2 separate regions of the Mus musculus genome follow, and region 1 is linked to region 2. Evidence: chromatin loops called from intact Hi-C (ENCODE). Cell type or tissue: left cerebral cortex. All regions are shown on one strand. Each heading gives the region's core, and the rest is flanking DNA. Links, peaks and the distances in the headings are about the cores only.

Region 1 (6,946 bases), core at 2,162-4,661, 140 kb after region 2:
CACTGATAAGTGGATATTAGCCCAGAAACTTAGAATAGCCAAGATACAACTTGTAAAACACATGAATCTCAAGAAGAAGGAAGACCAAAGGGTGGGTACTTCTCTTCTTCTTAGAATGGGGAACAAAATACCCATGCAAGGAGTTACAGAGACAAAGATCGAAGCTGAGAAAGGAAGGACCATCCAGAGACTGCCCCACCCGGGGATCCATCCCATAATCAGCCACCAAACCCAGACAGTATAGCATATGCCAGAAAGATTTTGCTGACAGGGCCTTGTTTTCTGTTCCATCTTTTCTTTCACTGGGTTGCATTGAGGCAGTTTCTAATCTACCATTTTATTCTGAAGTCCTAACATACCCCGGTATTTTCAACATTTTATTTTTAATTAAGGAAACTTTCCCCAATCATGTTATACCATTTCTTCAAAATAAGGTTTTAATTATTCTGCTTATGTGTATGTCTGCGCGCGCACACACACATTTGCATTTATAAAAAAGAGGACATTTTTGAAAACTCCTTCTTATAACCATTTCCCCCTTTTCAGAAAATATCCTTCCTGTACCCACTGAGAACGCAAGACCACCTATAGCAAAGAAATAGCTTCTGCAACAAAGCCAGCTGTCTTTGACATGAGCTTTCCAGGAGATGTTCTCCCAGACACCCACCAAAGAAGTAGCCATGCATGCTAATCTCATGTAGGAAGGAAATTGTGTAGCTTGAGTTCTTTAAGACTCAAATTATTTTACACTTTCTTCGTTGCTAGAATATTCTTTTCTGGCTTCTTTCCTATGAAATTACATAGTTCTTGCTATCCCTACTTACTGTTTCCTCCTTCTTTCTAGGTGTTTCAGTGGTGAGTCTTGCAGGGCTCAGCCTACCACATCTGCTTTTCCTTCAGTGTGCATGTGACTAGTTTACTCCGTGGTTTTTGTTGTTGTTTGTTTTCATATAATAAGTACCTGTTTGGCCCTGACCACCTGAACTCCAAGTGTGTGTATATCCAGATGCATGAGGTGATGCTTGGGCCATCTGCACTTCTGCTCTCCTCCTGCTTAAAGGAGCCTAGCTTTCTCCCAAGGCATAGACATTCAGCAAAGCCACAATCCATGTGGCCTGGCCTGAGTTTTGTGTCTCAGTAGAAGAATATCCACCAGTGACCAGAAATGTTTAAAAATGGTTGACATTATTTTCTTGTTGTTATTGAACATCAGGGAATAAGAGGGCATATACACAGCACTTAAAAGCCACATTTTCCTCTCACCTACTTTTTCTGTTTACCATGCAGCTACATATGTCCAAGTATTTATTTTCTCTGACAGCCCTTTAGCATTTTTCAGGTCACCTTCCTTTCTCTCCTCTTACAATCCCACATCACTAAAAGTCTTAATTCATCTTTGGTAATAAAACATTCACTCTTGGAGATCAGAGAAGGGAAAGATTTTGAAGGTTCTTTGCTGTCAAACTTTTCACCAAGTAGGGGCCAACAAAAATGTTGGACAGTCTTGTGTACCATTTCCCATCAATGTTGATATGTGTGTCACCTTACAGTGACTGATGAAAGTCTTACCTTCATCTTTTCAAACTTTTTTGATCAAACCCCTGGGACTTACCTGTTAGAGTGTCTGCCAGTGGAAAGATCACCTTTCTCTCTCCCTCCATTACAGGATGCCCTCTTGGTTCTAGTCACAGATAATTAGACTTAGACGTAAACTCTTACCATGGAAAATTTGAAAGGGGATTGAGAGGTAGTTCTCTTACCACTTGGATTAATATTTTGTAAGACCAAGTTTTGTTTGCACTGGGAGATGATGCAGGCGGATGAACACTCTATAGAGACTTAACTATCCAATCACTGTCAAGAGGAAATCCTAATTGTCTGGGCTTTCAGGGGTTTATTCCTCTCTTGGTACCCACAGTTTAATAGAATCAACCCCTAAGTTTCTGTTCCTTCAGCCACCACTGGAACCCTCAAGGCTCTTCAGCTTTTTCTGACCTCATTCCTTACCTTCCCTAAGTTTCTAAAATCCTCTCACCACCTCTTGGACAGCCATCACAACTCCATATTGTTTCTACTTTTCTGAAATTTTCCTTTTTTTTTTAGACTGGTATAGTTCTCCTCAGAAGTGACATTTTCTCCCACGTCCCTCCTGCCTCTTCTGGGAGGGAAGCAGACATCTTTCTTCCTCATTGCTGCTTCCAGAGATTTGGCTCACTCTCATAGAAACCTCTAGCTTGCTTTCCTATCAAATCCCTTCAGCCTCTCTTCTTTTGAGATTGACTCCTGTGTATCTGGCCTTTGATGTTGTGTGGGTTCTTCTTTTTCCACCCCTTTATCCCACCAGTTTCACCCCTATAACTAGATAGGAGAGAAAGAAGGATAAGGGGGAAAGAGAGTGATAGAGATCTTTGAATGTAACTTCTTTTGTTTATTCTTTGACTATAACTAACAAACCACAGCCAATACCTGAATGGCCAACAACCAACAACCCCACCTGTGGGGTCCTAGCTTTTATATACCTTCTAAAATGTTCCTGGAATTCCAAGTGGCACACAATTGCAGAAATTATCTGCAGCAGGCTGGCAAAACCACACCTCTTTGGAGCATGAGGCAAATCATAGTCAGCTGCTGTGGACAGTTCTAAGTATCCTTATATCACCACACCTGGGATTAAAATGAAAACACTTTCTCATAATATTTCTGTTTTTTTTTTTCAAAGAAACAAAATATCCAAAGTTGTCACTACACTCTTGGATCACTGCCCTTCTGTAGAACTTGCTGGATGCATGCTGCGTAACAATTTCAAAACCATCTCTCCCCACTCCTTTCTCCTCTTTTCCTCCCACAATGCCTTTTAAAATCTTATTTTCTTCCTTTTGGTAAAATAGACACAATGAATTCAACTTAGGATTTTGGGGAGAATTATTAAGTGATGTTCAGAATGCTTGCTGCATAAAGGCTACCTGAGGTGCATTGGAATAACTTAGCATTTTAAAATTGAAACTGTGCCTTAAATAAAATCTCACAGAGTGGGCTAAAATATGTAAATGTGGAGCTGCTTTTGTTGAGATATAGAAAGGTGGTGAGGATGGGGGAATCTCTGGAATAAGCAAAGGGAAGCCTGGAAGCCCAGAATAGAATTTTTCTCAGCAGGAACCAGAACAGTTAGAAACCCCTGGAAATGTGGAGATGGTTTGCTAGGGAAAGCACATGCTGCAATGGAGACCTGAGTGAAGATCCTCAGAACCGCCAGAATAAAAAGAGCCAGGCAAGCTGAGTGCACTTGTTACTCCATGCTGGGGGTGTGGAGATGGGGGTGTGCCTAAAGATAATTGATCAGTCATTCTGGTAATCTTTAAGTTCAATGTGAAAACCCATCTCAAACAGTAAAAGTGGATATCTATCTATTTATCTATCTATCTATCTATCTATCTATCTATCTATCTATCTATCTATCCATCTTTCTCTATCTATCTAACCATCATCTATCTATTAATCATCTATCTATCTATTAATCATCTATCTATCTATCTATCTATCTATCTATCTATCTATCTATCTATCTATCTATCTATCTATCTCATTTATCTATCCACCCATCTATCTCTGCTATATGACCATATAACAGGGTTCATCTCAGCTCTCTGGACTCATTGAACAGAGCCAACCCCTACCACACCTTGCAAAAAAGTTCACACAAAAGCAAAGCTGGGAATTCCCAGGAACTATGGGAGTGGTAAAAATCAACATGGGACAAGTTTAGGAAGACAGACAACACAACAGAGCTGTAGCATCTTGGAGAAGCAAACTAACACTTGGGCTAGTGATTTCATTATCATGCATTGCCACCTAGCTCTCAAACCCTCTCAGCTATTCCTTATCTATATAATGCTAGAGGTCAATGCAGCAAGGTAGCACTGTCTGCTACTGCTCATACCTTTAACACAGCACGTTATTTCAGTTTCTTTTCCTTCCTTACATGTTCTTCTTTCTTTCCTCATACACCATATCTTTTCCTCTTCCTGATACGTCTATTAAAGTCCAGAGGCTGACATGACTTTCGATATCTGAGTATCTCTTTCTCCTCCTTGCTTCTTTAGTCTACTATTAATCAAAACTCCCATAACTCCTCTCCCTTGCAAATTTTTCTTTGCTTTTATTATTCCTACTCCTGTATATGTCACCTTGTACACTTCCTATCCAGCAGCTGAATACTAATTGCTACTCTTGCTGTTAATATTTACGTATATTTCCTTTCCTTTCCTTTCCTTTCCTTTCCTTTCCTTTCCTTTCCTTTCCTTTCCTTTCCTTTCCTTTCCTTTCCTTTCCTTTCCTTTCCTTTCCTTTCCTTTCCTCTTCTCTTCTCTTCTCTTCTCTTCTCTTCTCTTCTCTTCTCTTTTCTTTTCCTTTGTTTTCTTTTCCACTCATGCCCACAATAAATGATGTATTAGGATACATGGTACTACCAAGTCTCTACTCTCTAAGAACAATTAACAAATGTCATTTTTTGTAGGTAACTTACTCTTACAGCAGTGGATACTAGCCAGTGAATAGTAATCTTGCTGCAGAGAGTCCTAAACCTACAGGGCTGGGCTAGGAATACAGTCTGGTGTTCAGAACATTAGTCTCATGGAGGAAAACATCACCATGACCTTACTGCATCCTTGTCTCTCCTTAACATTGCAAATATTTCCACTGAGAACAGAGATAGCCCAAATGGAATAAGAGCAACAACAATGGACAATAACCTAGCCCTAAATAAGTAGATCCCATTACCAAAACATAAGACAACATGAGAAACTATGACAATAGCTCTGCCAAAAATTATCAGTCTGATAGTAATTGCCATTGATAAAAGTGACATATGAAAATACATACATATTTATAAATATGCTCAAACCCTTCTAAGGTGAAACAATATTGTCTGGGAGAATACGAATAGCTAAGTGAAATAATGAGGTCAATTAGTGGAATAAAAAAGAGTTAAATGAAGAAATAAAAATATTGGTGAGGAACCAAACAGAAATTATGATAGAGATAAAAATATAATAGCTCAAGTAGCAATTAGAATTACACATACTGAGCAGGTTGTACTCAGCTATATACATGTATAGATTACCATATACATAACAACAATTAGGCCATGATTTTGAGAAAGAGTGAGATGGTTGCATGGAAGGAACTGGATGGAGGAAAGAAAAATGATGCAATTATACTATAATCTCAAAAAGCAGAAGAAAATACTTTTAAAATACTAGTTTTCTGTATTAAATGTTTCCACTGTGTTGAATGCAATGAATGTGGAAAGTGATTCTTTAGGCACACCAAGTTACAAGTTCAGTAGAAACCCTCAACAGTAGAATGGGTTATGTTGAAGACATAGTATCATGGTTTGTATGCTGTCAAGGTAGAGGAACTAGATCATTCAATTGAGGTTAATGCTAAACTTCTAAGTGTACAAATGGAACATGCAGGAACTCTGGGATTCCATGAATTGTGCATAAGGAAGAGCAAAATTTCATGCCCAAAGCATACACATTATTTATACAATAAAATCACAAGAGAAAATTCCCCAAATCTTAGGGAAGAGACTTTTATTCACATACATAGAACACAATTCAGACCAGTCAGAAAGGAGCTCTCTGTGGCATATTACTGTCACAACCCTGAAAGTACAGAACAAAGACAGTATTTAAAAGCTGGACGAGAGAAAGAGCAGTGCCATCAGAATAGCAACTGATTTTTCAACTGAAACCTTAAAATGGCTTAGAATGACGAATTTCAGACTGTGAAATATATAACTGCCAGCCCAGCTTAACATATCTAAAGAAACTTCTGGTTTTGTTTGTTTATTTGACTTTTCAGAGAAGCAAAAACTTTCCATGATAAAAATAAGATAAAGGAAATGTGGCCACCAAGCCAGCCCTAATGAAAATGCTGGGGGGATGGGGGGGGGGGACGACGACACTGTGGCCTGAAGAGAAAGATAAACACATCCACAAAGTTTCAGCAAGAAAAGAAAATGATGCTAAGACATTGGTTAAGCAAAGGAATTCTAAATAGTAATACCTTTCAATAGTAATTCTGAATGCTAGTTGTCTCAGTCACTTTATCAAAAAAATACAAACACGGTCTGGAGAGATGGCTCAGTGGTTAAGAGCACTGACTGCTCTTCCAGAGGTCCTGAGTTCAATTCCCAGTAACCACATGGTGGCTCACAATCATCTGTAATGGCATCCAATGGCCTCTTCTGGTGTGTCTGAAGCCAGCAACAGTATATCCACATACACGAAATCAATCAATCAATCAATCAATCTTAAAAAAAAATACAAACACATATTGGGTTGGAATCCTGTATGCTTTTTTTTTGTTGTTGTTGTTGTTGCCTCCAAGAAACAGATCTCATCATCAAAAATAATAGGTTTGTGGCATTTTGAATGGGAAATGACCTCCATAGGCTCATATTGAACACTTAGCTCCCAACTGAACTTTTCTGGAAGTATCAGGAGGCATGGAATTGGGCATGAAATTTTGTTAGAGGAGGTATGTCACTAGGGACAGACATTAAGGTTTCAAAGTACTCATGAGATTCCCAGTGATCTCTTGTCTTATGGTTATAGATCTCTTAGGTGTTTCTTCATTCTGTCACCATAGACTCTAACCCATGAGCCAAATTAAACATTGTATTTTATAAGGTATGGTGTTTTATCATAGTAATAAAGGTGCAACTAAGACAATGACCATACAATATCTTTCCTTATGTCTATGTGCTGTATTGCATGTTTTACATGTATATACATTGTATAATCGTAACATTTTTGGAATTAAACCAACTTGGTCATAGTATATGATTATCTTAATGTGACCTTAAATTTAGTTTTCAAGGATTTTGCTGAAAAGACTGTTTATGTTCATCATAAAAATTGGGCTGTAGTTTTATTTTTCT
Region 2 (6,946 bases), core at 1,420-3,919:
ATAATAATAATAATAATAATAATAAAGCCCCCGAAGTGTGTATCTGAGCCCAGTGGCAGTTGGTAAGGCTCTGTATTTAAATCACCTCACCACTTTCCTCCACCCTACCCTGTGCCAACAACTAGATTGAGGTTTTTAAGCTATAAACCTGGCATACTGTCTCCCCCCCATAAAATCATTTTTTTTGGCCATTACCTGATTTTTAAAATCCCTAGAACACACTACATCTAACATTTCAAGATATATACTAGTCTTTCCTAATCCTCATTTAAAAAACCCCAAATGTACCAGAATTAAAGTAATTATAAACAATACAGAGACAACCATGGTTAACCCTTTGAAGCTTGACTTATCTTGTATACCAGGACTTAGCCATGAGCATTTCTAATTCCTGAAGAATCCTTCATCTAGGCAGGTAGTGACGTCTTTGCATCAGATACCTCCTATTTTCTGATTATCTCCCGGTTACTGCACCTTCTGCCCTCTCCTTTGCATATACTTCATTTAGGCTAAGTTGCCTATAACTTTTCATGTCACTTTCATCTTGCCCATCCATGTAGAAGAGCACATGGTCTGGCAGCATGGTTTAAGGCATACAAAAGTGCTTGCTGCCAAACCTGAAAACCTGGGTATAACTCCCAACCAAAATGGAAGGAGAGAACCAACTCTACTAAGCTGTGCTCTGGCCTCCTCATGTGTGGCTTGGCATACACCAGCCATGCATACTACATACATTTTATTTTCTAAGAGTAGGGGATCATTAGCCCCTAGTTATAACCCCCAAATCCAAATATCTACAATGTAGTAAATAAATCTGTGAGGAACAATGAATTACATGGGAATTTCTAAGGAACTATGAAGAAGTCACAACAAAACCTAACAGTAACTTTCATGTATCACAACTTCACCTTTCCTATTCTATTGTGTTGCTCTTCCCTGGATGCTAACTGCAGTTTCAGTACCTCACTGCATTGTTACAATATGTGCATAACCAGCAATATGTTCTTGTGGAGTCAGTAAAACACTATCCTCACAAAATGTGGAGCTTTATCTCACGCAAGAGTTCTCTAGCTTAATGAAAATATTCTTTGTTCAAAAAAAAAAAAAAAAAAAGAAAAAGTCCACTGTTTCATTAACTTCTTAAGTTCATCTCAAAGAAAAGGTTCCCTTCTCCCATCCAGAACTGCTTGATGGGATTTTCTGTCTAGATTCTTGGTATAACTGAAATCATACTGTTTAAACCAAGACATAGCAAATTCTATAGTGTACAGAATAGACAATCTTCTGGGAAACTCTGTGAACAGATTAAAGTCAGGAGGCCACTATCCTCATGTAATATATCTGATTACATTTTCCTTAAACGTTGGGATCTTCATTCCCACCACCTTCTCTTCTATGCTTGTTTTACTTAAGCTATTGTTCGTAGAAGAAAAAACACATGAATTTAATATAATTGAATCTTATATTTAAAAAATACTATTGCTGTTTTAAGTGGGAAATCTCAAGTTAAAAACAAACACATCCAAAAAATAATCAAACATTATGAAACCCTAAGGTTTGAATGATGATATATGTATTTTTTCAATGGTGTAAATGGAAAATGTTCAAATAAAATTGTCACACCCAATTTTAATCCTCTTTCCACATGAACTGTAAACACAGGTCACTTTGACATTGTTAGTCACAATAAACAAATGTGGATTTTTATGTTGAAAAGTTAGCTAGTTCTGACTATGGCCATAGGGACAGGGGGGTATGGCAGTAGCCAAACAGAAGGTATTTTGATCAGTGTTGCCAAATTGGAACACTTATTAGACAACTATAAAACTTAATCACTGTTTTTTAATTTAATTGGAAAATTGTAGTCCTATCAATGTTTTAGGTAAATCTTGTGCATTTACTATAGTTGCTACTGGAACAACTTTAGAAAGAACTGTTGCTCTGATAGAATAGCAAATGGCTAATGGCATGACTTAGGATGCTGAAACTATTCTGTCTCTTCAGTGAAGGCTTCAGTATAACAAACAGTAGCTTTGATAAATACTAGCTATTTTGTTTCAAGTCTATAATCCATCAACCAACTATGTGCAGGTGCTTTGGGAATGGTTACCTGGAAAGCACAGGAAAGTGAAAGCTGTAATGTGACCAGAGAAAGGACAAAGGAGGGGCTGAGTAACAAAGAAGTTTTTTTTTTTTTTTTTTTTTTTTTGAGACAGGGTTTCTCTGTGTAGCCCTGGTTGTTCTGGAACTCACTTTGTAGATCAGGCTGGCCTTGAACTCAGAAATCCGCCTGCCTCTGCCTCCCGAGTGCTGGGATTAAAGGTGTGCGCCACCACGCCTGGCTCAAAGATTTTTAACCTTGTTGTCAGTACTAATTTTTAAAAAGAGAATCTATTCCTGCAATATTTATACAAGTATAAAAATTACATCAGTGCTCTGTGACTGGAATTCTCTCATCATTCAGCATTCATCTGAAACTGTAACATCACCAGAAATGGAGTAAAACTGCTAAACTAGCCTTTGAGTACCTCAGGTGTTATAAAATGATTAAATAACATAGTAACATCCTATGATGCCCCAGGCATGTTCTCTTAGAGTACCTATCCTTATAAGCACTTTCTGTGATACTATTATACAAACATTCTAAATTTACCACTCAACAATGTCTTCATTCTTTTGGTCTAATCCTTCCTGTAGGAAGAGGACAGATCTTTCTCTTAAGCCAAATGTAAAGTCCAAGCGTTTGTTGCTGCTTCTAGCAACCATAGCAAAGCTTAATAGTCACAGAAAAAGGAGGCCTTTTATGACATCCTAATGGATTAAATGATTCTTTCTCAAAAAGTAGTCTAGAGAAAATAAAAAAGACAAAGTACCAGCAGGTGTCACTAGAACCCAAAGCACTACTGCTTCTCTGCCCGACGGGGCAGAAATGGGAGTTTCACGTTGCAGGAGTGAGCTCAAGCACAGTTTGCAGTGTTGGTGGCTGACACTGCCACACAGTGGCTGCCTAATCTAACCAGGAAAGAATATGCAAACCTCAGCTTAAAGAACTGCACAGTAAACAGGAGTAGATGCTATAAATGATTAAATCTTCTTTGGAGGTCAAGAGCTGTTCAATTTGTATGTTCAGTTTTGACTTTTAGTAGGCAAGCCTGAGGGGTCACACTATGGCGATGCTTCTTGGAGACAGATTCAAAGTGAAGGCGCCCAAGTGATCATTCAGTACTCGTTTAATCCGTGTTACATTAATAATGATCTTAAACTGATTATAACAAATTAAAGAAGCATATTATAATAACTTTAGTGAATATTATAAAAATGCCAGGAAATACAGCATTAAAAAAGGCAACAGAATTAAAATGCTATGCTAAAAGTTATCTAAGATTTAAAAGGGGGCAGAGCTGGAAAGAGGGCCCAGGAAAGTGTTTCTTGTGCAATCCGTATGACCTCAGTCTAATCCTTGGATCTCATGGAAAGATGAAGGGAGCAAGAACCCATTTCATAAAGTCTCACACACATGTGTAGCAGGCATGCCTACTCCCTTACCCCCCGCAAGAGTAATAATAATTACATAAAGAGCAGAAAAAAGAAAGGCTAAAGAAATGCAAACAAATACCAAAGTCACAGACCTAAACTCAACAACACCACTACGTAGAGCAAGTCTAACCCAAAAGTATGAATGTGACTGTATAAAGCTAGACTCAACCTATATGGTTCCTCTGATTCATGGCTGCTATATTTTCTTTTGTTTAAGCTTTAATCTATTCAGCTTCTTTTTCCATTATACCCAGTTAGCTCTTATCAACTTGTGAATGACAAAACAACTATCACTGCACTGTACTGGCTTTTAAATTTTAAGGTCATAGTGAGTAACAATCAAACCTTATTTGCTGCATTAGATTGTATAATCTTCTACATGTGTAGCCATTGTGTGTACCTCTTAGGAGATCATGCAATGTCTTTATAAACTGCTGTCAATCAGTATTAAAACAGGTCATTGTCAAGTCAAGAATGCTTGCTGCTAGAGCTATATGAAGTCAAATAACAAAATGCAAAGATCATTAGGTTTTGTAGTGACCAAAACTGAGATCAATAAACATTTTGAGTTAGCATTTTGTAGCTAATATTTTTACACACAAACACACACACACACACAATCCGGCATGGCTCACAAATCTGTTATGCTTAAGCAACCAAACAACAATAACAACAACAACAACAAAAAAACCTCTACTTTTGACTCATTAATATTTTTAAGATAACTTATCAGGATAGCAAAGTGATAGAAAAAACTCAACATAATATTAATCAAAATAAATGCAATTTCAAGAGTAATTTGACATAATATCTAGTGTCAATATAATAGATTCACTTAAGTTGTTTATATGATACCTATTTATGACACTGCTTAAATATACTGTTACTTTCAATATAATACAATTTCAGGGCTACAAAAATGGACCAGTACTGAAAGGACATAGGTACAGAAAGGACATAGGTAAAAACCTAAAACATTTATGTTTGAACAGTAGTGTGGTAAAGCATGCTTCCTTTGTGGATTTTTTCTTATTTCTCAATGTAACTTTTTATGACAAAGAAGGACTGAGATCTCACAGCCTCATGATGCTGAGTTCTATGATAAGTAAGTATTCTTTTTGAAGAGATAAACATAAGGTGTTTGCTGCTACCCAGTAAGCAGTTGTTTTAAAAGCAGCAGCAGCAATGCAAATATTTCTCGGGTAACCTACTATATTTGATGAAAACAGAACAGAGGCCACCTTGCATTTTAGGAAATCTGACAGTGATCTCTCAGCACAGCACCAAGGGCAGTAGGCTAGGGCAGGATTTTTGTGGCTATTGTATATTAACATGACAGTGTTTTCTTCTGATGAAAAACAGAACCTAGGGGAGCTAAGGGAAGAGAACTGTGCTAAGCTTATACAACAACCGAGCACTGGCATACTTTGGGCACTGTCTTAGTGAGGAATGTTTTTTTCGTCATATGACACACATTAGATCTACCACTTTACCTTTTTCATTACATTAAAGGTAGAAACTTATTTCCACTAGAAAAATTAACTTATGAGGAAAAGCACTGTGGCAAAGGAACATCTTTTCATCTAAACATCAAAACTTCTAACTCAGTTCATTATTTTTCCTTTTTCCTTTTCATTACAAACACAACACATACACACACACAACACACACACAGAAGTTCAAATATGTACACAAAACCCTGACTGGCTCCAAATCTAATTGCTTAAGCCCAGTGCTGAAGTGTCCTTGGGTGGCTAGAGACAGCTGAGAGGCTGAAAGAATATGCAAGCTATGTGTTTCTGCCTCTTTTCCCACAGGGAAGGAAAAATAAAGCAACACTAATTACATCTTCACGAATGAGCAGTTACCTTAAAATTAGGCCAAAGACAGGAAAATTAAAACCAAATTGGTCAATTCTTTAACTGGTTGATATTAGAGGTGCAGGGGACAAAGAAGACTGCCAAACTGCCATGAAACTTCAGATTCCTCCAGGATCAGTTGGTTTGTTATCCTAGCTTTCTTTACTCTGATATAAGGCTGACACACTTCAGTAAGAGTTGCTTGTGAAAAACCCTAGTACACAGTCCTCTATGTTCATTTTACTTCCTCTGTAAAGACTTACTAACTAGTAAGTACAGATATTATCTTCCTGTGCTGAGATGTAATATAAACTGTCCAGAGACTGAGTTTGGATCTTGGCTAATTTACTATTTGTGTCACATTGGGAAACAAAAAATGTAGCAGATACTCAGCTTAAAAAAAAAAAGACACATTATAATCAGCTTTCACTACGATATACCTCAAGTTTCAAAATGTAAAAGGTATCAATATATATGGCATTGTTCTAAGTACTAGAGATCTGAGTTGCTATCATTATGATACATATACAGAGACAAATATAATTATTAAATATATAATTTTACAGTGAAGATAAGTGATGTCAAGGTATCAGTTGAGAAATCCTATTTTAGATGTATGAGGTCATGTAAGTCCATTCTTACTAAAGTGATAATTGACCAGGAAAATAAATGAAGCAAATGTTTATCTGGCATTTTGACTTATCTGCCTAATTGTATATAGACATGTCCACACCTCTGTGTGATATACATACATGTGTTATTAAGAAGAAATTGAAAGATACCCAGAAGCAAACAACTATTAAGAAACTAAGGAAGAAGGACAGCAGATAGCAGTGTTAAGAAAAGAAAACATTTATTTTTCCTTTGAGCAACTGGGTCACACACAGACCTTCTAAATCTGATCAAAAATATTCTAGCCTAGCATCTCTAGAAGGTGACAGGAGAGGTGGGCACGTGGAACCAGGTTCCTGCAAGCAGTAATCTCCAAGCGACCAAAGGCTATCTAACCCTTTTCTCCAGTTTTTTAAAGGGTTAGAGTTTTCAGACTAAGGAATAAGCTGCACTGGAGAAGGGAGAGTGGACTGAGGTAGGTTAAATAGGAGTCCTGTGCCAATTACCTTGTGGCTTCTCCCCTACAGCCCCTTTGAGACCTGTGAGCAGGACTGATTAAGTCAGAAGTCAGCTCAGGTATAGTGTACACCATAGCAAAGAGCCTCAGGAGCTGATGAATATGAACCCTGAGGCAACAGTGGACAAATAGGACTGCATAAGCAATTCTCTGAAAACTCTCTGAAGTGCATCAGACTTGGGCAATGTAGTAAAAGACGGACTCATTGCTCTATTAGGGTTTTCCCTTTAGTAAAAGGATTAAAATTCTTATACGGCAGTTCTAAGTTCAAGGATTTACTTCGCATGACGCTGCCACTTTTAGAACACATAGGCCAGAAAGTGAGAGCTATCACTATTATTCACCTGAATTACTGGCATGAGACATCTATTAATATTACTAATCAATGCTTTAAAAAGCAAGCTGATCCAAATTCCAGTTT

Evidence for each region. Hi-C counts contacts between places; a loop is a spot of excess contacts. Peaks named below come from ENCODE experiments on the same cell type or tissue, not always from the same donor. Only the 100,000 strongest peaks of a DNase experiment are listed, where the experiment ranks them.
Region 1: a loop joins it to region 2, with 3 times the contacts of the local background. A loop is called at or near these places in 7 of 42 quality-filtered maps.

The regions. Positions count from the first base shown.
Region 1 is chr1:23,148,119-23,155,064 of GRCm38, reverse strand. No RefSeq gene overlaps it. Among named protein-coding and RNA genes, the nearest start is that of Gm30442, 28 kb to the right of the region's middle. In left cerebral cortex, for the core only: no CTCF peak of the experiment used is centred there; DNase peaks (open chromatin) are centred at 2,805 and 3,121.
Region 2 is chr1:23,282,927-23,289,872 of GRCm38, reverse strand. No RefSeq gene overlaps it. Among named protein-coding and RNA genes, the nearest start is that of Mir30c-2, 5.3 kb to the left of the region's middle. In left cerebral cortex, for the core only: a CTCF peak has its summit at 2,906 (motif pointing right); a DNase peak (open chromatin) is centred at 2,938.